Regions from separate parts of the Homo sapiens genome. Here all the other regions are linked to region 3. Evidence: chromatin loops called from intact Hi-C (ENCODE). Cell type or tissue: sigmoid colon. All regions are shown on one strand.

Region 1 (8,000 bases), 260 kb after region 3:
AGACAAACACGTTTGCATAAAATTCTGCATCTGTTGAGAGAACAGTGTCAGCTGTCTGAAAAGATGTTCCTCAAATATTGATAGTAGTTATTGCTGGGTAGTGTTACTTTTAGTGATTTTTACTTTCTTTATACTTTTCTGTGCTATGTAATTTTTTTTACAATGAGTGTATAACCTTTTTCTAAATCAGAAAAAAAATCTATTTCTATTTTGAAAGTTTTAATATGTGCTAGGAAAATAAGAAGAGTAAGAACGTTTCACAAAATGAATAAAAAGTAATTTCTTCCTGATTCCCAGTAGTATCTCTAAAGTCAGCACCAATAAGGATCATAACTTAGAACTGCATATTTTCTGAGTTGAATCTTTTTGCCCCAATTTTGCTAACTATACTAAAAACAGTATTTCAAATTCCCCCCACCACAGAGAAAATACAAGTTCATCCCTAATCTATTCAGCAAATTCAACCCCAACCAGGGGTTTCTTCCTAAACTAATTTATTCTTAACTTTTTCATTTATCTCCCAAGCACTATGTTTGATGTTTAAAAAGAAAAAGCACTGACTTGACCTAATATTAGTACTACATGAATGTGCAGGTTTATTTTCCCAATTTTGTCCTGATGGCAGTAATTATTTCAGAACCTTGCTAAGTCTTACTTGCTTATCAGTCTTTCCAATAATTCTTACCAGCAAAACTGGCAGTTTTATCCTTCTTTTCAACAGAGATTTAGAGGCCAAGAACTATAGTGAATTCTCACCTGACAAAGCGTTTATTGCCTTTTTCAAAATATACTGCAGGACGTTTATTAGTAGACTATGAAGTATTTATCACCAGTAATTAAAAATAAGCTGTACTTGTTGGAATAAATGCAGAGTCAGAGATGCAATACTATTACTTTTTATTGTTTATTTGCTCTTCTTTTAACCTAATATAAAAATTCCTTTACTAACGTGCTAAGGCATTTATCTTAAGGCTGATGTTAAACAAACCTGTTTGCATTTTACTAAGCAGACAAGGAAAGCATCAGAAGTCACTATAAAAAGATTTCTAAGGCAACAGTGAGAAGATCCAGGAATGTTTGTGCACTGCTAGTAGAAATAAAGGCAAATTGACCTTTAAAAGATAAGAAGGTAATCTGCAACATAGAGCAACCACGTTCTCATCCTTTAACCTAAAAATTCCACTTATAATTTGTATCCTAAAAACTAATCATAAATATACAAAAGTGATAGCTACAAGATTGTTTAACCATTGGAACTTAGTTTTTTAAATTTTCCGAATAACAAAACACCTTGCAGCCATTAAAAATAGTGTTGCAGAAGAATATTTAATTACAAAGAAAAATAGGAGACAAGGAGTTTATAATATGCATATGCACAACATGATTGCAAGTTATAGCTTAGATAAATAGACAGATAGAGATCAGAACTAGAAATATATCAATCAAGCATTAATAAGTCACCAAAACATAAATGTTGAAATCTCTGGAGGATGGAATTATGGGTGGGGTGTATACTCTTCTGTGTGCCCATCTGTATTTTCCAAATTCTTACAATGTATGTGTGCTACTTTTGTAATGGGAGAAGTTCTTATTAAGAGATAGTAAGTGCCCTCTAGAAGCTTGTTGAATGAATGAATTCAATTTCTTTTTTATATCTCTCTCCTGCTTTGAGGACTCTCCATATATGTAAAGTTGTCATTTGAGAAGAAAAAGCTTTAGCTGTAATTCAAACTTAGTCTCACTGAGACCTGTATAAGTAGACCAAAACTTGTTTCAAAACGTCATCACATACATACACACACATAAAAATTGAGCATATCACATTCTAATACCAGCTAAATAATGTCAAATTATAATTTTAAAATAATGATTAAGGGGTAGCCACAAGTGATTCAGCTTCACCAAAGACTAAAACATATTTGAGTATTCTCCTAAATTCAAAGCATATATAATGATCTAAAATGCAGTAGGCATAATTTCTTGTAAAACCTCACAATTTTTATTTGTATGTACACACACATAGGTGCAAAGCAGACCCCAAGGTTATTTGAATTTATCTTTGCTACATGAGTTCTTGTTACAAGCATAACTGACCCACTGTCTTAGTTCATTTCGTGTTGCTATAAGGGCATCTCTGAGGCTGGGTAAGTTATAAAGAAAAGGAAGTTTATTTGGTTCACGATTCTGATGGCTAGAAAGCTCAAGATTGGGCATTTGCATCTGGTGAGGGCCTCAGGCTGCTTCCACTCATAGCGGAGGACAAAGGGGAGCTGGCATGTGCAGAGATCACATAGAGAGAAAGGATGAAAATGGGGTGGGGCGTGCCAGGCTCTTTTTAACAACGAGCTGTCTCAAGAACTAATAGAGGGAGAACTCCCTCCCACGGGAGGGCATTACTCTATTCATGAGAGACCCACCCCATGACCCAAACACCTCCCATTAGGCTCCACCTCCAACAGTGGGGGTCACATTTCAACGCGAGGTTTGGAGGGAACAAAGATCCAAGCCACAGCACCCGCAGATTTTTAGGAAGTAGAAAACAATTCCATTCACACCTGAAATGTCAGGCCCATACTTTAAACTGTCATGTTATCTATTGTCATTTTGAGGATATTATTGTTTTAGTAAGGTTAGGGATGAGATTTGCCTTCAATTTGTATCTTAAAAGTTTAAATTACAGCCTGGGTGCAGTGGCTCCTGCCTGTAATCCCAGCACTTTGGAAGGCCGAGGTGGGCGGATCACCTGAGGTCGGGAGTTTGAGAACAGCCTGACCAATGTGGAGAAACCCCGTCTCTACTAAAAATACAAAATTAGCCAGGCATGGTGGCACATGCCTGTAATCCCAGCTATTCAGAAGACTGAGGCAGGAGAATCGCTTGAACCTGGGAAGCAGAAGTTGTGGTGAGCCAAGATCACGCCATTGCATTCCAGCCTGGGCAACAAGAGCAAAATTCTGTCTCAAAAAAAAAAAAAAAAAAAAAAAAAAAAAAAAGGTTTAAATTACTTAAAATGAAAAGCAGTTCTGGAATTCCTGGCCAATTCATATGCCCCAGGGTTTACCAAAGCCACGTAGAACAATATCACAGTGAACCACTAAAATGATCCCTACTTCCCTTTAAAGTTTTTAAATTGTAAAGAAGTTTTGTCACTTAGGGGGCATCTGTGGCGTAAAAATCAAGACAGAATTTAAATAAAGTAATACCACACTAACTTGCCTCGTCCTCTGTTTCTGGGAAAACTCTTGAGTCTGCCTTGAGGAGTAAAAGGCGACATGCCAGTCATCCATGAAATGCTGCTTATTGTTTTAGCTTGAGCAACCTGAAAATAAAGAACTTCCTTTCTGCACTGGTATTTCTTTAGTTTTCTTTCACCTTGGCAATCCAATTAGAAGGTTCGCATGTATGTTTCATGATTGAAAATGCCTGTTAAATCAAGAAAATGAAATTTAAGTCATCAATGCTTCCTTTATACGCAAAGGGTCCTTTCTGAGGTATTGTTGAGAGGGCTGGATGTGGGATTTCCCTGCATCTCTGGGAACAGCTTTAAATGCCAGCCCCCTCCTGAGGCTCTGTCCTTTGCTGAGGAAATAATTTCAGAGGCAAACTATATTTCAGCACAGCTCCACACCTGTCTAAATCACCATGCCACAAGGCTGGAGAGAGAAAAGACTACTACTGACTTTACTCCTCTTTCCTTTAACGAGTTTTGAAGGGTTTCTTTTTACCAAAGAAATAATGAACGCCTCTTGCAAACTGTGGGGGAAAATGTTCTATTTGGAAGTAATTGAAAATATGTTTTGCAGCTACTTACGAACCCTTTTCCAAATAGCTTTCTTTTCTAATTAACTCACCACAGTGCTTAGCTCTGAAATTCGGTGGGTAGAGAGTGACATCTAGTGTGTTGAAAAAGAACTTGAAACACGAAAGTTGGGTGAGGGCAGAAGACCTAGGTTTATAACTATGACTCCTAAATGCTTCCCTTCTAGTATAATAATTGCCAGATGGAAATGCAAGGTTGCTATCATGGAAGTTTCATGAGTGTTTGAAATTATGAGAAAGATTGTTTTCTCTTTAGATATTTAGAGAACTGTGGATGTTTTAAGGTACACTTTGTCTAAAGAAGCCTATAGTCCTAAAAGTAATTTGTGTGAGGACAAGGTGGGGTCATAACACCTAAGAGATGAAATATGGTTTCTCCCTGAGGTCAGAAAAGTAATTTTCACTTTAAAGTTAAAGTGGAAGGGATCAGGGATGATCAGCTGCCCCTGAACTCTAGTAGCTTGTCATCATGGGGATTTTTTCAGGCTTTGCAGGTAGACAGTTCAAACCTGATTCAGGAGGAAATAGTCACTGCCGATTTAACAGACGCAGGTGCCTAACATGAGCAATGTCCGTGCTGTGGTGACAACAGATGGAACAAGGCAAGTCCCTTCATCAAAACAGAAATAAAGTGCTAAAGAGGACTCCCAAAGAGAGGAGGCAATCATGTAGAAGGATCAGGAACTACTTGGTGTAGATGAATCGAATATGGATAAATATTTTTTTTTTTTTTTGAGAGGGAGTCTCGCTCTGTTGCCCAGGCTGGAGTGCAGTGGTGCGATCTCAGCTCACTGCAAGCTCTGCCTACCAGGTTCACACCATTCTCCTGCCTCAGCCTCCCGAGTAGCTGGGACTACAGGCGCCCGCCACAACGTCCAGCTAATTTTTTGTATTTTTAGTAGAGACGGCGTTTCACTGTGTTAGCAGGATGGTCTCGATCTCCTGACCTCGTGATCTGCCCGCCTCAGCCTCCCAAAGTGCTGGGATTACAGGCATGCGCCACCGCGCCCAGCCCCTGGATAAAATTTTTGACATGTGCAATAGGAAGAAAGGGCACTCCAGGTAAAGGAAACAGCATGAGTAAAATCACAAATCAGGAAAAGATCATCTGAGTGCTACTCTCCTTTTATTGAGTCAGAAATAGTACATTCTGACTCAAATGCAGGATAAATATAGGAGAGAAGTAAAATATGATGTTGATTGGTGGACCTTCAAATGCCAACACAGGAATTTCTGCAGGGTCCTTGGTGCTGTGTCACAGCTGTTATCAAGAATTCATGCCTATATTCTCTCATCCACAGAACCCACCAAGGGAGCATGAAGCCAAGCGGAAATGCTGGTGTACAGTCACCTATGAGAACCAAAATAAGGCCAGCCAGAACACTGTCAAGGTCATGGCAGAGCCCAGGCATCCCTTGTTAACATCCATCTCTGAGTGAGCATTATGCAGAGAAGTTTTCCCCACTCCCAATTCCTCTTCCAGATTTAAAGAAAAAGCTATTCGACTGCAGAAGGAACTTGAGCCTTTCCTCATAGGGGAGATGACCATCTTTGACCTTACCTGTTCTAGCTATGAGGCAAAAATCTTTCTAAATAGATACACATCAATCACCACGCCATAGCTGCTTGCTTAACTCAGGATTACATCATTAAAAATCGTTCCCTGTTCTCAGTAAGCCATCACTGGATATGGTAGGGGAGCCAAGAATTATTGACCAACTGAAAAATGACAGGGCCCCATCAAATCTATTTGACTTGTATTTCCCGGTTCCAAAGGACAGAAGGCCCTTTATTCTATGACGCAATGGAATGGGACATTTGAAAGCCAGCATCCAATCACAACATAAGGGCACTTGGAAGATCCTAAAGTCTGAAGCTAGCACTGAGCTACTTTTCCAGTGGATATCAGGTAACTCTCCCTAAGGATAAAGCTTTATGCTAAATTCCTGGAATTCGCTAATTTAACATTTGAGGTATCAGTTACACTCAAGCAGCTCCTATGATTCAGGATATGTAATAATTTCTCAGTTTACTGAGACAAATTTAAATTAAGCCTGCTGTGAGGTTTGACCTTGTGGCTCTCTACATGTCATCATATGCTCTGAAATCCCAGACATCAAGTCCCTGGTTCTTAGAGAGAAAAAGACAACAAATAAGAAGAGAATTATTAGTGAAAGTTGAAATCTAGGTTTTGAGGATCCTGGCGCTCATACGACATTGGGTCCTCTATAAGAAAAAGAATTTTGGGCCGGGCGCAGTGGCTCACGCCTGTAATCCCAGCACTTTGGGAGGCCAAGGCAGGCGGATCACCTGAGGTCGGGAGTTTGAGACCAACATGGAGAAATCCCATCTCTACTAAAAAAATACAAAATTAGCAGGCGTGGTGGCACATGAATGTAATCCCAGCTACTCAGGAGCCTGAGGCAGGAGAATCACTTGAACCCGGGAGACGCAGGTTGCAGTGAGCCGAGATCGTGCCATTGCACACCAGCCTGGGCAACAAGAGCAAAACTCCACCTCAAAAAAAAAAAGAGAAAAAAAAGAATTTTACAATGGTAAATATCTCTTTAGAACCAAATACGAAATCCTCACAAATTATACAATTTCTTAAAGCTATTGAATACCATAAACATCACAAAAATTAGAATAAAAACTTGTATTTTTACTAATTAGTTGCCTGACACACTTCTACGATATGTTCTTTACTGCATTTTGGGGGTACATATCCTTTGCCTCTTAATGAGATTTAGAAAAATCACTTTCTATAGAAAGAATAGATAGTTCAGTCTTTCCTCCATCATGACTCATCAAAATATGTTTTTATTGATAGTTTAGAAAGGTTTCTTTTAGCTTCACAACACATTATTGATACCATATAAAATTTAGGATTGTTGTCAAATTTTTAAAAATCTCAAGTTTCTTTTAAAAATGAGATATAAAATTTCAGGATATTTCAAGTGTTCTTGGGCAATGGCTAATCTTAAATATTAATTGGTATTTCATTAAATAATTTGCTCATCAGCTGGGCGCAGTGGTACATGCCTGTAAATCCCAGCACTTTGGGAGACCAAAATGGGTGGACTGCCTGAGCTGGGAGTTCGAGATCACCCTGGGCAACATGGTGAAACCTCGTCTCTACTAAAATACAAAAAATTAGCCAGGCGTGGTGGCAGGCACCTGTAGTCCCAGCTAGGAGGCTGAGGCAGGAGAATCGCTTGAACCCAGAAGGCAGAGGTTGCAGTGAGCCGAGTTCGTGCCACTGCACTCCAGCCTGAGCGACAGAGGGAGATCTTGTCTCCAAAAATAATAATAATTATATAATAATAATAATTGCTCAATATTGTCATCAATATCTTCACAATAATGACATTATGAATTTTATAATATCTTCATCAATATCAGTGTTTTATCAAATAAGCAAGAAATGTAAATCTTTTCCTAGTGTGATACACTCCTCTTCATCAGACATTTTATCAAATAATAGTAGACCTTATTCATTATTTCTACTCAAAATTACTTCTTCCTCTCCATGGATGGCCACTTTAGGCATTATCTAAAACATTTTATTACAATTAACTTCTCAATATCAGAAAATTTCCATTGATTTTTCTCTTAATCACTTTTGCCTCACATTTCATTCATTTTTTTCTCATAATTTTCTTCTTCTTCTTTTTTTTTTTTTTTTGGAGACAGAGTCTGTCACTCAGGCTGGAGCACAGTGGTGCCATCTCAGATCACTGCAACCTCCGTCTCCCAAGTTCAAATGATTCTCCAGCCTCAGCCTCCCAAGTAGCTGGGACTACAGGTGTGTGCAACCATGCCCAGATAATTTTTGTATTTTTAATAGAGACGGGGTTTCACCATGTTGGCCAGGCTGCTCTCAAACTCTGGATCTCAGGTGATCCACCCACCTCAGCCTCCCAAAGAGCTGGGATTACAGGCATGAGCCACTGTGCCCGGCCAGTTTTCTCCTTTCTTTAATAAAAATTATAAAGGTAACTAAAGAAGATACCCTTCATGTATGTCCAAATCGAGTAAATAATTTTTCAAAAGTAGTAATATTCAATAAATTATCACTCAAAAGCATTTTTCCAAATTCACTTCTTACTTCTTCACAATATTTTACTATTGAAAACTTCATGAAAACAGATGGCCATGTGAACACATTGGTAAGCATGTAA
Region 2 (8,000 bases), 1.6 Mb before region 3:
AATTGTGCATTTAAAAATAATCAGAAGAGTATAATCAAATTGTTTGTAACACAAAGGATACATGATTGAGGGGATGGATACCCCATTTACCAAGATATTATTATGATTGCATGCCTGTATTAAGGTATCTCATGTACCCCATAAGTATATTCACCTACTATGCACCCACAAAAACTAAAAGTTTTTTTTAATTAAAAGCTTAAGATTAAAATTAAATTATGACTAGAGATTGAGCCATAAAAACAACTCCTAACAAAATGTATTTTTTTTGAAAAAGGGATTTGGCTAACATTTCGAAAAAATTTCTTCTTGTCTTTTTCTTTGTCCCAACCAGATATACAAAAATCAAACAAATGTTATTAATGCAAATAAGATAACTGAGGATCTTCCCTGAAAAACGGTGGTGAAATAAGGAAAGTTTATGTCTTATTTGCACCAACTTCAAACTCAGTAACCACATGTTTCTGCCCTCATTTAAGAGAAGGCTATTCCCACGGTGCTCCCTGCATTCTCTGACATATCTGATTTCAGAAATACATCTCTTTGTCAGTCAGTTACAGTTAACCTGAAGTTATATTAAGATGGTCTCTCTCATATTCAGTATGCCTTGCATGGGCAGTACCAAACAAATTTCCATCAACATTGATAACTGTTAATTCCAATTAGCAGCTATTCCAGCCATATTACTGCATAGGGTAATTTGATACATGATTCCTACTTTCAGATGAAAGAAGGCTCAGAGATAAAGCTGCTCTTGTACTTGTCATTATTTGTGATCCCGATCCTCTACAGTCTTTCTATTTCCTAAATAGCCCTTTCCATTTGGGCAAATATCTGTGCCCTGGTACTTTTTATAGCTACTTTTATCAGCACTGTACTCATTTATGTTTTTATTTTTTTGTCTGATTTCTCCCTCAATATTTTCTGCGTTCAGATTTCATCTGGCCCATCTAATGCTGCACCTCTGCTTATTTTGTATTTAAATACTTCTCATTCAATTTTATATTACATTTGGATTCAGGATGAAAGAAAATCAGTCCATTAACTACAGATCATGATTGCAATTTAGCCTTAAACTACTTAGCTTTAAAACAAAACAAAACACAGAACTGTTGTTCAGAATTTATCTTACTATGTGTTTTACTAGCTATATTAAAAATATCTCTATTAGAGACTTATACAGATTCTGATGTAGTCTATTAAAAATATATAGATGAGGGATTATATTGCCATTTCCTCAGGTCTTTAAGGAATTAAGAAGCATATAGACTAATGAATGACTAAAGAAAACATGATACATATACACAATGCAATATTATTCAGCCATAAACAATAAGGAACGCCTGCAACAGCATGGATAAACCTGGAAGACGTCATGCTGAATAAACTAAGCCAGGCACAGAAAGACAAATACTGTATAATCTCACTTACATGTGCAATCTAAGAAAGCTCAACTCATAAAAGTAGAGTAGAAAGGTGACTTCAGGAAGTGGGAAGGTGGGGGACGTGGAGAGATGCAGGTAAAACGGTGCAAACTTTCGATTGCTAGATGAATAAATTCTGAAGCTGTATAGCATGGCAACTATAGTTAATAATACTGAATTGTTTACTTAAAATTTGCTAGAGTAGATCTTAACTGTCTTCAGCATGCCTCCCCCAACACATAAAATAGCAACTATGTGGGGTGATGGATGTGTAAATTGATTGTGGTAATCATTTCACAATTTAGACATAGACTCAATAATCATATTGTATATTTGTAATATATTGAAATTTTGTCAGTTATACCTTAATAAGGCTGAAAAATAAATATAATGATCTAAACATGTTTTAAAAAATGTATACAGACTTTTCGCCAGTTACTCGATCCCCACTTGGTAAATCTCAAATGATTATACACTGTATTCAAAACTACTAAATGTAGGTTTTACTTCTGGCATGAATACTAAATTGCAATATGATCTTATACAAGCTACTTTATGTGCATGAGCAATTTTTTTAATTAGTCAAATGAGTCCATAGTCATATTCTACTCATTGCATATTAAGAGAATGCAGATGCCTATCCAAAAAAGAATGATGAGGAAAGTACTCTCAGAAATACGCTATCATGTAATATACAAATAGTATTCACAGATTTTAAAAGGCAAAGTCAGTGAGTATTTTATATCAAATTCATATTTAAATATATAATGGTGGCTGAAGACAGTATCACTAATATATTCCAAGTATTTTTGCATAGGTAATATTAATTAAAATTCAATTTCAAACCAAGAGGACACCATTTTGTGTCAATATAACTCAAAACTAATTATATTACTTGGGATTTTAAAAAATAAAAGATTATAAAATTATTAGCAAGCATATTATCCTTATTTATATGCTCAATAATAAATGACATATTTGGCTTAAAGTATCTTTCCAGTTTTATTTGAAATATTAAGGAAATATATCTCAATCAACTCTTCGCTGGGATCTCCACATGTCTACAAGAAAAAAATCTGTAATCAATGAAAACATATCTGTCTGGATTCAATAACTAGAACTTGGGTGTGATTATTAAAATAGTTTAATTATAAATTTAGCTTTATTCTTCAAGAAGAAATAAATAATAAAAGAATTTGGTAGGCTGAACATCAGATAGCTGTGAACTTTAATTGCAAGGTAGGCATTTTGCAGTGTTTGTCTTTCTGAGAAATATTTTACTGTGATTAGGTAGAATTCTTAGGATATACCATCACTAGTTATTATATAATTGTATTATTTGTGTGTATATTTATGTTAATATTTTGCTTGCTTTGATTTGCTTTGGTTCACTTAGAATAGTCAAATTTTATAAAGTTGTCAGAATTACTCAGCGCAATGGTCAGTTTTATGTGTCAACTTGGCTACACCATGGTACTTAGTTTTTAGTCAAACAGTAGTCTAGATGTTGCAGTAAAGTTATCTTTCCGATGTGATTAACAATTAAATCAATAGACTTTGAGGAAGACAAGATTACTCTCCCAAATGTGAGTGGGTTTCATCCAGTTGGTTGAATGCCTTGAAAGGAAATTTGCCTTTAGATTGCCTTTGAGCTAGAGACTAAAACATCAATTCTTCCCTGGGATCTCAAGCCTGTCAACCTGACCAGGAGATTTTGAACTTTCTAGTCCTAATAATAAAATAAAATAAATCAATCTCTCTCTCTCTGTCTCCCTCTCTCTCTCTGTCTCTCTATCATCTATCTCTCTCCCTCTCTTCCTTGAGACACACACACACACACACACACACACACACACACACGCTACACCCCATATTGGATATTGGTATTGTTATTTTGGAGAACCTCGACTAATACTAATGGCTAATACACTAATACGTATGTGTCTGCCAGACAGAGAGAGAGGAGAAGGAGGGAGAGAGATGGAGACAGAGACAGAAGTAGAGCAGCTATTCTTGTTTATTTGATCTGTTTCTTTGTAGCAGGAAATATTCAACATTCATAACTTCGTGCACAGAGCAAAAAAATTAGTTGAAATGAAGACAGAACTGATTGTAAACTGTGTTATTTCCATTCCAATAAGTTCTTATAGGATTATTAGTGAGTATTTAAAGAAATCTACCAGCCATAATCAAAGCTATCAAAAGGAGGAATCCAATATATCAAAAAAGGAAAATAAACGTGATAACGACAGCTTTTCTTTCCAAAACAAGTAAGTAAAAGCCAAAGTAAATAGAATATCCTATGCCACGGCAGCAGGTAAATGCTTACCACGTTTTTCTAAGAATAAATGTTCTGCACACATTGATAATTTATATGTTTTTGGTATGAACATCTGTGGTTTAATCATTGTTTTTGCAGTAGAGCAAATGTAAAGCATATTTTACCTTAATTAAATCATTAAAGAGAAAATAGCCAAAAGCATAAGGCTTTTGAGAATGCTGATTTTAACCACATCACTAGGAATAGAATAGTACCTTGTTCTCTTTATAGCTGTGTTATAGCTCCCTGAGTAATTCAATTACAGTACAGCATTGAAGCCTATCTGCATAGTATTAACTGTAGTTAAGCTTTCCAGTCTCTAGAGGTCTCTGTACATCACTTTTTCACTCACTGCCATCCTTGCAGGAAAACAGACACTTCAGCTTTGTCTGGACAGACTGCAGCTCTCCAAGGAACTTAAATGTTTCACTACTGTGTTTTTCCCCATCCTCATATATTCTAACATAAATTAAATTATAAGGCTTTAGGTACAGTCAAAACAAAAGAGAAAAACGTTTTCTATTTATTTTTAAAATTTTTACAAGGAGAATGTTTCCTTTTTGTGATTATCTCAGGTGTCCCTATTCTGAAACTGTTTTGGCTACCTTGTTTCCGAAAGTGTACATAGTACTCATGATTCTGTATAGTATTATATATAGTACACAGGGTTTAATTTGACAAATATTATTTTCATTTATAAGTGCTTTAGGATGAGAAAGACATTTATTAATGCCACAGTTCTTCGTGAAATTACCTCGAATGCAGCACGAATATTGAATTCAACACTTGAAGATGATCGGCTCTTTCATTAACATTCTCATTTTTTACCAAAACTTTGGCACACCATCAGGGAATAAAACTTGCATATAAATTAGCATCTGCCACTGTGACTCAAATCCTGAAAACGGCAAATAAAGTAGAACCTTGTCTTCAAGGCTTAAGTTTCATTTTGCTTAGTTTCTTTAATAAGATTGGACAAACCCCTCCCCCTAGGATTCTGGTTTATGGGGAAAGCTGCGTCACGTTGTGTGACTTGCAAAGCTGGTCATATCTGTCATTGGGGGTTGGGGACCAGCAGGAGGCAAGCAGCATATTTTGTTATAGTAAGCAAAAAACATGAGTCAATGGGAGATCTAACAGTGCTGGGGCAAAGTTTTGACCAGAGTTCTATGCTATTGAAAAATGCTATTTTGGACATATGTAAAGTTATTTTCTAATTTTTGGTGACACTCAATATTTATGATCAAGTATCTCTTTTATTGCAAAAGTTAAAGCTTAGGATATATTGGACACTAAGAATAATACATATATAAACTCATCTAATCCTCATAACAATTCATCTTGTAGGTAGTATTATTAATAACTTCATTTTAAAGGTGAAAAAACTGAGGCAGATAAAGCTTAATAAATTTTCTCTTAGGGCTGCGGAAGTAAATGATGGAGCTGGAATTTAAATTCAGTCTGTTTTCAGAACCTGGACCCTTAACACCTAGATTCAACCACCTCTCAGGTAGATATATCCTTCCACAAATGAGGAGAGACATGGAATCAACCAATTGAATCAGCTGAAGGAAGTGCCTTGCCAAGTTTACGGTTGAGACCAGAGGCAAAAAAGAGAGAGCAAAAAACAGTGCAAAAACTTCAGAGGCTTTCTAATCAATAGCATCTCTGACAAAATGGCTATTTGATCCAGGTATTGTGCCATTAACTATAGACTTTTCTCTGCTTGGAGCAAAATATTAAAGTAGTATTCCTTCTAACGTCTTTTTTCTTTTTTTTTTTTTTTGAGACGGAGTCTTGCTCTGTCGCCCAGGCTGGAGTGCAGTGGCGCTATCTCGGCTCACTGCAAGCTCTGCCTCCCGGGTTCATGCCGTTCTCCTGCCTCAGCCTCCCAAGTAGCTAGGACTACAGGCGCCCGCCACCATGCCCAGCTAATTTTTTGTATTTTTAGTAGAGACAGGCTTTCACCGTGTTAAGCCAGGATGGTCTCAATCTCCTGATCTCGTGATCTGTGCTGGGATTACAGGTGTAAGCCACCGCGCCCGGCCTCCTTCTAACATCTTACTGCAGAAGAGATGTCATCTATTTTTTTCCTTTCTATAGAAGATAAAAGAGATTGAGAAAGAGAAAGAGAGATGTAGAGAGATTGGTGCCACATCTACACCTGTTTCATTGGTCTGTTTCTTTGTAACAGGAAATATTCAACATTCACAATTTAGAGTATGGAGCAAAAAAATAATTAAAATAACTACAAAATTGATAATATTTGTAAGTGTGGTATATCAATATTTTGTGATAGAAAAAACAAAGGCATGAGTTAGCCAAAGTTCAAATAAAAACTTTCACCTTTGCTTTTTGTGTGACCTTTGGTGACTTCCTTAGTTTAATTCCTAGACCTCTCTTCTATAAAATGGGAAAAAATATTAATAACAGTGCCTCCCTGATAGCATTGTGAAGATGAAATAAAATAAAATTGTAGCAGAATGCCAAGTAATCAATATTAACTTTGATACTACTGTGTTGATAATGGTAATATCTTACATTTAGTATTTATAATTAAGCTTGTTATTCATCATGTGAACAACTGTCACAATCTTCTACTTGTTCCTGTTCCCAAGATGTTCTTGCTGATTGTCAGTAGATGACTTTACAACTTATTTTAATGAAAAGGCTCAGGTGCCACCAAGGAATTTAGAATATGGCCTCATATTCAGCAAGTTCCAAAATGTTCTGCCACAGCCTTTGCTCTTGTTTCTCTCGCATTCTGGTTCGAGTTAATGTGAAATTTCCCACATCCTTGCTGATAATTACTGATCTTAAAACTAATTCTGGTCCCTCTGATACACCAAAATATCCATGGACAAAAATACATAAAACAATTTTACTCCACAAATGAACTTTACTTAAATTAGCAATATTACTATGCTCCAGGCTTTAAATCTAAAAATCGTCTAAACCATTTGACTGTTGAGTCGCCTTAATTACTTTCAATTATCATAAAATTTTGACGTTTTTTTAAATGAAATATTTTATTTTCTCATTTTCTCCACACTAGCAGAAACTGTTCACATGCAGTTTATTACTACCTCAAATACACAAATTGAAATGATGCCTTACTTAGATAAGAAGTATTAATTAAAGACCTGATATTTGGCCAATTACTTTGTGGGTACTGGCAGCTATAAAGACAAATCTAATATAAAAGTTTAGTTCTTGTTTTCAAGAAGTTTAAAATTTATGTTCAGAGACAAAAACTACAAATACAGTAAGCTATGAAATAATATAAGTTCTAAAAGAAAGTAGACTAAGGGAAAAATTCATCATTACTATTGAATGGAAGCTTTACGTTAAATCTCAGGCAGTAAGCAAAAGTTTTTATTTTGGCCTCACAATATAGATAAAAGTTGGACAAGCATAACTGAAGATCAGATTTCTCCATGAAGAATGCCATGTAAACTAAAGCTTGGTAGAAAAACCATGGCTGCACGCTGTTTAGCTATGAAAAATATCTTTACTATTCTATTTTGAAGCAAATTTGAAAGCCAAAAAACTAGATAATTTTAAGATAGGTAAACATGCTTTTGTTCATTTGTTTTGCTATTATCTCATGAAGCAAGTAGAAACATGAAAGATCACACTGTCTAGTACTTACAAAATAAAACTCCTCCACGCATGAACACAGTTCCCCAAAAAGACATTTGGGGGAAAGATGAAGTCTCTTTAGGAATTTAAAAATTACAAAAAGAAAAACATAACCTGTCCAGTGTCTGTAAATTGCTGCAGAGTTCGTAACATAATCTAAATGAATGTGATTGCCATATTTGTGTATTTCTAATATATGGAAATATTGAGACAGATTTCATCCAATAGCTGCATAAATTTTCCTGAAAATATGCTAACATTTAAAATGGAATAAAATGAAATGAAAAGATAGATAGTCATGTTCATTAATCTTATGTGTGAAAATAAACTCCATCATTGCCCTCTATCTGTACAGCCAGGATGTAAGATCCTGCTTATACATATTAAATTTACATACTTTTCTATTCTGGCACTTGCCCATTATTTGGCACCGCAGGGTGTCTTAAATAACTCTGGCCTAATTTAAAGAAAATGTGCGTAATGATCTCTACAAATTCTTTCAAAATATAGAACTCTGAATAATCTTTTACATTTACTTAATCAAAAGATATTTAAGTAGATAACAATCAGTCATCTGTAAGATCTCAAGTTTCTGCAATGTTAGTTTTTATTTA
Region 3 (8,000 bases):
GCAGGAATCGCAAGGGCCTTTGGAGGCTCAGCAATGGCCCCTCAGCTTGGAGGAAAGATGGAACGTACAAACCATATTCCAAAGTAAAGAGATTTCCGAACACAAATATGCTCCCCATCTGGGCCATCCCTAAAATGGATGAGCAACTCCTAAAATTGGAGTTTGTTCTTTCTTCCATAATTAAGTGGAGAGAAAGGGGGACTTTACTAGTCAATAACTTAATGTGGGAGAAAAAGAAACCTCTTTATCTTTTATCCTTAACTTCCAACCAAGTTATACAGAAATTATTCCATACAACTGTCTTTTTGGGGAATTTTTTTAACTAGCATCAAATTGCTGCATCCTCTAAGCCTGAAAATTTTCACATTTTACAGTTTTGCCCCACTTCCCAAAATTTCCCAGCCTGGGTTTCTTTCAGAGATGCTGTTTTCCCTTGAGACTCTATATCTCTGGGGTCTAGAGTCCAGGCAACAATGTTCTTAATAAGCTCCCCCTGGAGATTTTGAAGCCCACCAAAGGCAGAGGCCCTAAAACAGAAAGCAAGTTAAAGTTCTGCAGTTGGATATCAGCCGGTCATGTGCTCTTTATTCGTAGAGGAAATGGAAAGGGGCTGCACTTGGATGAGATGTTATAGGAGAACCCACCTTCTCATTGCTCTTCAAATCCTTCTCCAAGGGATTTGAAATCAACTACATTGGAATGTCTGAAAAAAATTCCTCCTATTGAAGGTAAATGATTAACCTAGAAAGAGCAGCATATAAGAGGAGGCTTGACTTGCTCACTTGCTTACTTGTTCGCATGAAATCAGGACTTAACGTCCAGGCAGGGAAGGAGTTTCATCTGGTGACCTGCTACTGTCTGGTTATTTGCTGAAATGACTTGATTTTCAGTCATGTCTCTTTAATGAGATAAAGCAGAAGAAAGAACTAGGTACATTCTCTTCTTCTACCTTTAGATCCTTCTTTTCTCCAGAGAAGGCTCCTCATTCCTCTTCTCTCTTTCTTCATTCTCTGCACCCCAACTTTCCTGGACAACCTGTCTGTACTGTGTCTCTAGATACTTCCTTCTGTTTTGACTTTTTTTTCCTTTCCTGTCAGACTTGAGGATGCCTTCTGTTCTAACATCACTCCTTCTCTGCCACTCACAGGCTCACGGTTTGGTACCCAAGCTGTTTTCTGTTCCCTGGCAGCTAGCCTCACATTCCATTCTGCCACAGGATTTAGCTCTAAGTCAGGCAGTAAATGGGCTCTTTACAAATCTAGCTTAATTTAAAGAACTCTCTTCCTGAGCTGCATTTCTGGGGACATTTTTCAAGGGTGTTAGCAATGAGGCTATATGCACTTGCTTGTACAACAGCAGATTGGCTGCTGTTTCTGTCACTCTGAGAGACCAACATTAAGGCTCAAATTAACTAGCAAGTGTAAACCACAGGAACCAAGAGAATGATTTCACAGACTTATTTTTTTCTCCTCTCTATTTGTATAATTTTAGCAACTAGGGCATGAAGTGTGCAGGGCCCAGTGTCAGTGTGGTGGAAGCAGCAGGGGAATGATGAGTTGATGAGCTTGGGGGCACAGTGAGGCTGGAGGATGAGGGAGATTGGAAGTCATTGATTATGACTCCATAGCTCTATCTGAATGACTAAGATTTGTGGAAACTCAGTCCTTGTCTTTCATTCTTAGTGCGAGATACTTCATGCTCCTATCCCTTTCTTGTTGTATCTAGTTTGGACCATATATATTTGGTTCATGAGGCCATTTTTTAAAAAGCTCATTTTCATAGACAAACTGTCAATTGGTCTTATATGTGCATTAAATCACTGAACAACTTTGAAAAATCTATGCTAAACAGAGCATGTGCCTTACAGGCTGTGGGACACTAAGTGGGTGGCAGCACCCTTGCAGAAGTCCACGGGTCATGACACTAAAACATATGGTGAAGGTACGCCCAGCTAACTCATTTTACTTTGACAGAATGCAGTTTTCATTGGGATTAAGATCTCTTACCACCTGTGTGTGGGGAGTGCAGGACAAGAAACCATAGCTGAATAGGTAAAATTCCATTCTCCTGTCCCTTCGCAGATGCTAATGAGGAGTGACATCACCAAGATGCAGTAGCAGAGGGGCATGGTGAGAAACAAGAGGGCTTGGTGGGATATAATGGAAAAACTACGTTAATACCAGGGGACTAAATGTGCAAGGCAGCCCTGCTGTGTGGCAGTGCGACGGTCAAGCCCCACCAGAAACAAACAAACAAAAATCACCTCTCTGTTGGCATCGCAGGTACAATCTAGTCTTTCACTGCCCAGTATAGTCTCCACTGGGCCATAGGTAATTTTAACTTTAAATTAGTTTCAATTAAAATTTCATTTCCTCCATCGCACTGGCCACATTTCTAGTGCTAATAGCCACATTTGGTCACTGCCTGCCACACCGGACAGGGCAGTTACAGAACATCTCTATCATCACAGAACATTCTATTGGACTGTGCTGCTCTAGCATGTTCTGCTCTAAGACATGCTCTGACCTGTAGCTTCAATGGGTAGACATTCTTGAGCCAAAAGAAAGCCTTAAAAAGTCATGTGCAAGGGAGAAAGCTTCCATTACACACGGAACGGAGCAGCCTGCTGGGGACAGGAGAGACACAAGTAGTCTGGCAGCTTCCAAAATAAGCGCTGAGAACTCTTCACAAATGCAGCCCAAGAGGATACAGAGATGGGATCATCTCCTTCCAAAATCGACTGCTCCTCTCCCTCTGCCGGAGGGTTCAGCTGAGAGCAGCGAGTTGAGGAGCAATTCCTCATGTAAATTAAATGGAAAGGAAGGGCTATCCTGGCACTCAAGGATTTGGAAGCCAATAGCACCAACATGATTAAATAATTGAACTGTCTCACCTTGCCCAGTCAAGCTGGATTCCAACGAGGGTAATTAATCTTCATGTGCCTGTTATTCCCTGCCCTGCTCCTGTTCAAAGTCAAGTTTCTCAACCTGACTGTTTCTTGCAAGAGAAGAAAAGGGAGGAGGAAGCAAAATAGGAGGGCTTCCTCATAGAAGGGCATTAGTACCGAGAAATCTTCAAGTCTAGTCTTAGTGAAACTCCCCTAAAAAGGCAGCATTAATGCTGTAATTGTATGCAACGTTACATGCACATTTCAGAGAAACGAAAATATTTAGGGTTTATAGTTGTTCTTAAAGATTAGATATGGGCTGAGCACGCTGACTCATGCCTGTAATCCCAGCACTTTGGGAAGCTGAGGCCGGTGGATCACAAGGTCAGGAGTTCAAGACCAACCTGGCCAATATGGTGAAACCCCGTCTCTACTAAAATTAGTGGGGCATGGTGGCAGGCACCTGTAATCCCAGCTACTCGGGAGGCTGAAGCAGGAGAATCACTTGAACCTGGGAGGCAGAGGTTGCAGTAAGCCGAGATCATGCCACTGCACTCCAGCCTGGGTGACAAAGCAAGACTCCGTCTCAAAAAATAAATAAATAAATAAATAAATAAATAAATAAATAAATAATAGATTTTAGGACTTTCCTTCAAGAAACTCTCGGTCATTTTACTTCCACTACCCCCAGAAATAAAAGAGACAGTGACTGAGACAGGCAAGGAGGCCAAGTAAATGTCCCCAGCCTTACCTTAGTTCCCAAGTTAATCATTGCTCAAACGCAAAGCCCAGGTAGGGGAAGGAGGAGCTGGTCATAACATGTGTTTAAATTCATTAATTCACTCAACAAACATTAATTGAGTGCCTGCCATGCCAGGCACAGTTCTAGGAGCTTGATGTATCATCTCTGAACAAACAGACATGATCCCCGGACTGGCGGAAATCACATTCCTAACACTCATACTTGGGTCTTTCATTCAACCACACTTTATCCATTAATCATATGAGTCAATTTTAAAAATACAAAATTTTAGCATATATTTATTTTGCATCACTTTCTATAATATGATAGCTTGACTCCTATAAAAGTGTTTGTGAGGGTGCATTAAAAATAACTATAATCCCCAGGAACTTCCCAGAACTATGCACACTGTGAACCTGGTTTTACACCAAGAAGGAGAGAGCTTTCCAGCCAGGATCTATACACGTCCACCCAGCTCCACAAAATGATCAGCCAATAGCAAGGTGCAGCCAGCTGTTGGGCCTATCTCTGCTCTGAAAGAAGTAGATACAGGACAGTAGTTGTTTGACACAAAGACAAGGACAAGTGAGATGAGATGAGAGAAGCAAACAAAAAGTAAGAAAAATGAAAAATAATCTCACTGAATCATCCACCACCCCTAAGTATGTATTAATGGACCGATAAAGTATGCCCTGGAGAGTCTTAATACTACAATATTAAAACCCGTGTACCAAGAAAAGCAAAGACGGCACTTTATAACAAAGAGAGTTTGGGTTCTGTGTTGTTGGTTTTCTGGTTCTTGCTAATGTTCTGGTTTTTAGCTTTGCTCACTTAGATGTTATTTTCCTTTAAAGGGCTGCTAGCCACAGAGACCGTTTTCCAAACAAAGTGCAATGCTGCCCCCTGGTGGTCGAATAGTGTGAGAGCACCTGTAGAAATCGGGCATCTCTCCTAGTTCTGCCTAGATTTCGTTTTGCTATCTTTTCATCCTCTGGAGTGCAAATATTTCTCCCTTAAAGATTCTCAGCACAGAGATATTTTCTGGATCACCTGTTTCACACACTAATCAACAGAGCATTTTATCCTAAAATATGAACTGTGTGCTGATTACAAAACAAGCCGTGGTGGTGAGTTAATTTTGCTTATAAAAATTAAGCAATCTCCCTGGAGGAAGCCCAGAAATCAATCCTATTTCATATAACCTTTAGAATTCTGATTGGAATTCTCACTGGAAAGACATTTACTGAGAACTCAAGCTCAAGGAAATCAATGCCTGGGTCTAACAGACATTCCACTCCCAGACAAATGTATTTGATTTCAGATCATCCTTCAGTCTTTGTACTGGGAATAAACCTAAGACCAAAAGCTCTGAAAATAACAATGCAGGCGATACACCGCACTCTCAGAAGCCTCCTTCCCGAAATGCATGAAAACACAACAACTAGCTTAGAGAAAATTATATCAAATGAAAACACGTGGGGAGGGGTTGGCCGTAGAGCTAATCAGGACATAATTAGCTGAGAAGTCCAGGCATATGATCTAGTTTTCTGCAAACCATGATCCCTACCACCTGCATCAGGGTAACTTGGGAGTTTGTTAAAAAGGCAAATTTGGAGACTCCACCCAAATCTATTGAATTCAAAACTCTGGGGATAGGACCCAGAATTCTGCATTTTCCAGGCTCCTCGGGTAATGTGCACACTGAATTTTGAGAGCCATTGAGTAACACTTAATAAAATTTTAAATTTCCATTGAGAAGATTTCCTATTCAGAACTTCTCAAACATTATAAAGCTATAAAAAATAAACATATCAATTAATGCTTTTCCTTGATTTTCTCCAAAATTAAAAGGATATTTCTGATAATGGAAAGGCCCTGCCCAACCAATAAACAATGATCACAGCCAACCAAAATCAAGAGTATCACTTGTAATTGCTGATGATAATTTCTAATTGTACTTGTTACCGCAAAGCCATTCCTTTGAAAGCCCCATCAGTAAGTAGCATGAAGTGATTCATTAAACAGAAGCATCCACTAAATCAGAGGAGAAGACAGCCTTAAGATTACTACACAGATTTCTGCCCTCACAAGAACAACCTGACTAAAACAAGCAAAAGAGAGAAAGAGAGAAAAAGAGAGAGAGAAAGAAAGAAGAAAGAAAGAAACAAGGAAGGAAGGAAGGAAAGAAGGAAGAAAGAGAAAGAAAAGAAAAAGAAAAGAAAGAGAAAGAAAGAAAAGAAAGAAAGAAAAAGAAAGAAAGAAAGAAAGAAAGAAAGAAAGAAAGAAAGAAAAGAAAAGAAAAGAAAGAAAGCAACAAAAAAATGCAAGCAACTAACATTTCCCTGTTTTTCACCTCTTCTAAACTGCATGGCTGTTCTTGGTGCTGCCTCCTGCTCCCCTCCCTCTCCTGGACCATGATTCCTGCCTCTCTCTATCATCATTTTATAGCCACTTGTCATCGGGTCCCGTTCCAGGCTGTGGTGAGAATGGTGTGTGCTCTGGTCTTGCCAAGCCCAGGCAGAGGTGCCAGCACAGTCAGCTGCCTCCACACAGGCTACAGCCGTTGAGCAGATGCCAGCACCAACAGGTTGCATTTCATTGTTCCCCTTTATCGCCTGAATGCACCACAGGAGGAGAGGGCGCGGGATGGAGAAAGGCTTGTGTTTCTGCCTAAAGGAATCGGCATGCGGCTTAAAGAGGGTCTGCCTGCTCCGCTTGATCCACCCAGCATCCCTCAGTCACCAGCAGAAAGAGAAAGAGAAGCAGATCCCGAAGGTTTCACAACCTACACACGTGGAGGGCAGCGCCTCCGCTCCACCAGGCCGGGATCTCCCGAGACACCTTTGAAATCTCCCTCCCTCCTACACCACAGGGGAATCAGGTTACAGTGGAAATCTAGAAATGCCCCAATGGTCAAGCTGATGACCAAGAGCAATTTCGGCAAGGGAAGATCTGAAAGCACAAATGACATCAGGAAGAGAGGGAGGGATACCTGGACCGTGTCAGGTCTGTTTGTTCTGGGAGAGAGATCGAACATTACAAAGCATCCTTTAACTTAATATGGAATTTCAATACATCTCTGAAAGTGGGCTTTAAGTCAACACCGCCCACTGACAGCAAAAAGGAGGCTGAGGCAAGAATTTACCTCTGAGATTGGCTCTTGGTGTTTATGTCTGGCTGCAAAGAGAAGCAAATTGCAAATGTAATGATAAAATAGCTTAGAAGAGAAGGATTTTTTAATGAATTACAATAAATATATATTAATCCAAGTGTGCTCCCAAAGGCAGGATTTAAATTTTCCTAAATCAGCTAATATCTTAGTCAATTCTCCTCCGCTTGTATCTGGCCCATGTCACATGTTAAAATCTATACCACTTTATATCTCTCCTTAATTGCTCCATGTGGATAACTTGCATTTAAAACCAGTCCTCTTTGCCACTTGACCTTTAAAAGAAGATTAGAAAGTAAATTTTTCATCCAAACGAAGCTACCGTACTTCCATACACACGAAATAAATCACAAACCATACGGTTGAATAGGAATTCAATTAATGTTTTTGCCGTTTTCAAGCCCGTATGGAACTGAAAACAACTGTTTCAAAGAAAAAATAAAAAGCATCCAAAAGTGTACTGGTGTTGCTCATTCATAAAAACTGATCTTCTAGTCTACTTTTGCCTTTTGTTCCTGTGGTAGAGAAAATAACGGCCTCCCTAAAGATGTAGGCATGCTAATCCCTGGAACCTGTGAATATGTTGCCTTACATGGCATAAGGACTTTACGAGTGTGATTAAGGTAAGGACCTTGAGATGAGGAGATTATCCTGGATTATATATGTGAGTTTAATAGTAATCACAAGGGTCCTTCTAAAATGAAGGCAGGAGACTCAGTCAGAGAAGGAGAGGCCATGACAGGAGCAGAAGTAGGAACAGGGCCATTGCTGGCTTTCAAGATAGAAGCAGTCTCCCCTAAGGGATCTGAACAGCCACTAGAAGGTGGAAATGGCAAAGAAACAGATTCTCCTCTAGAGCCCCAGAAGGAACAGCCCTGTTGACAACTTGATTTTAGCAAGTTAAGTTCCATTGTGGACTTTGGACCTCCAAAACCATAAGATAATAAATCTGTGTTGTTTTAAACCACTTTGTTACAGCAGCAAGAGAAAACTAATACAGTCTCCAAATCCTTTCTGAAAGAAATTATGACTGTCATTTTCCATTTTCAAAAACTGACAATACAGCAGTGGCCAAACCCTCAAAGTTAGTGATATTATTGGGTGTAATAAGAATCTGACACATACTTTATAGCTATGGGTGCCAACCCCTAGTGAAATAACTGATAATATTGAACATCTTAAGATAATAATCAATATAATAA

The links. A loop is a pair of places that touch in the nucleus more often than their neighbours do. Peaks named below come from ENCODE experiments on the same cell type or tissue, not always from the same donor. Only the 100,000 strongest peaks of a DNase experiment are listed, where the experiment ranks them.
Region 1: a loop joins it to region 3, with 3 times the contacts of the local background. A loop is called at or near these places in 14 of 110 quality-filtered maps.
Region 2: a loop joins it to region 3, with 6 times the contacts of the local background. A loop is called at or near these places in 28 of 110 quality-filtered maps.

The regions. Positions count from the first base shown.
Region 1 is chr4:138,934,608-138,942,607 of GRCh38, forward strand. The region is part of intron 2 of LOC105377448 (a long non-coding RNA gene); the gene reads right to left. Among named protein-coding and RNA genes, the nearest start is that of NOCT, 77 kb to the right of the region's middle. In sigmoid colon, a CTCF peak has its summit at 3,906; no DNase peak of the experiment used is centred here.
Region 2 is chr4:137,120,413-137,128,412 of GRCh38, forward strand. All of the region lies in intron 1 of LINC02511 (long intergenic non-protein coding RNA 2511), which reads right to left. Among named protein-coding and RNA genes, the nearest start is that of LINC02510, 69 kb to the right of the region's middle. In sigmoid colon, a CTCF peak has its summit at 4,059; no DNase peak of the experiment used is centred here; H3K4me3 peaks cover 901 bases.
Region 3 is chr4:138,676,662-138,684,661 of GRCh38, forward strand. No RefSeq gene overlaps it. Among named protein-coding and RNA genes, the nearest start is that of NOCT, 340 kb to the right of the region's middle. In sigmoid colon, a CTCF peak has its summit at 4,533 (motif pointing left); DNase peaks (open chromatin) are centred at 4,520 and 6,150.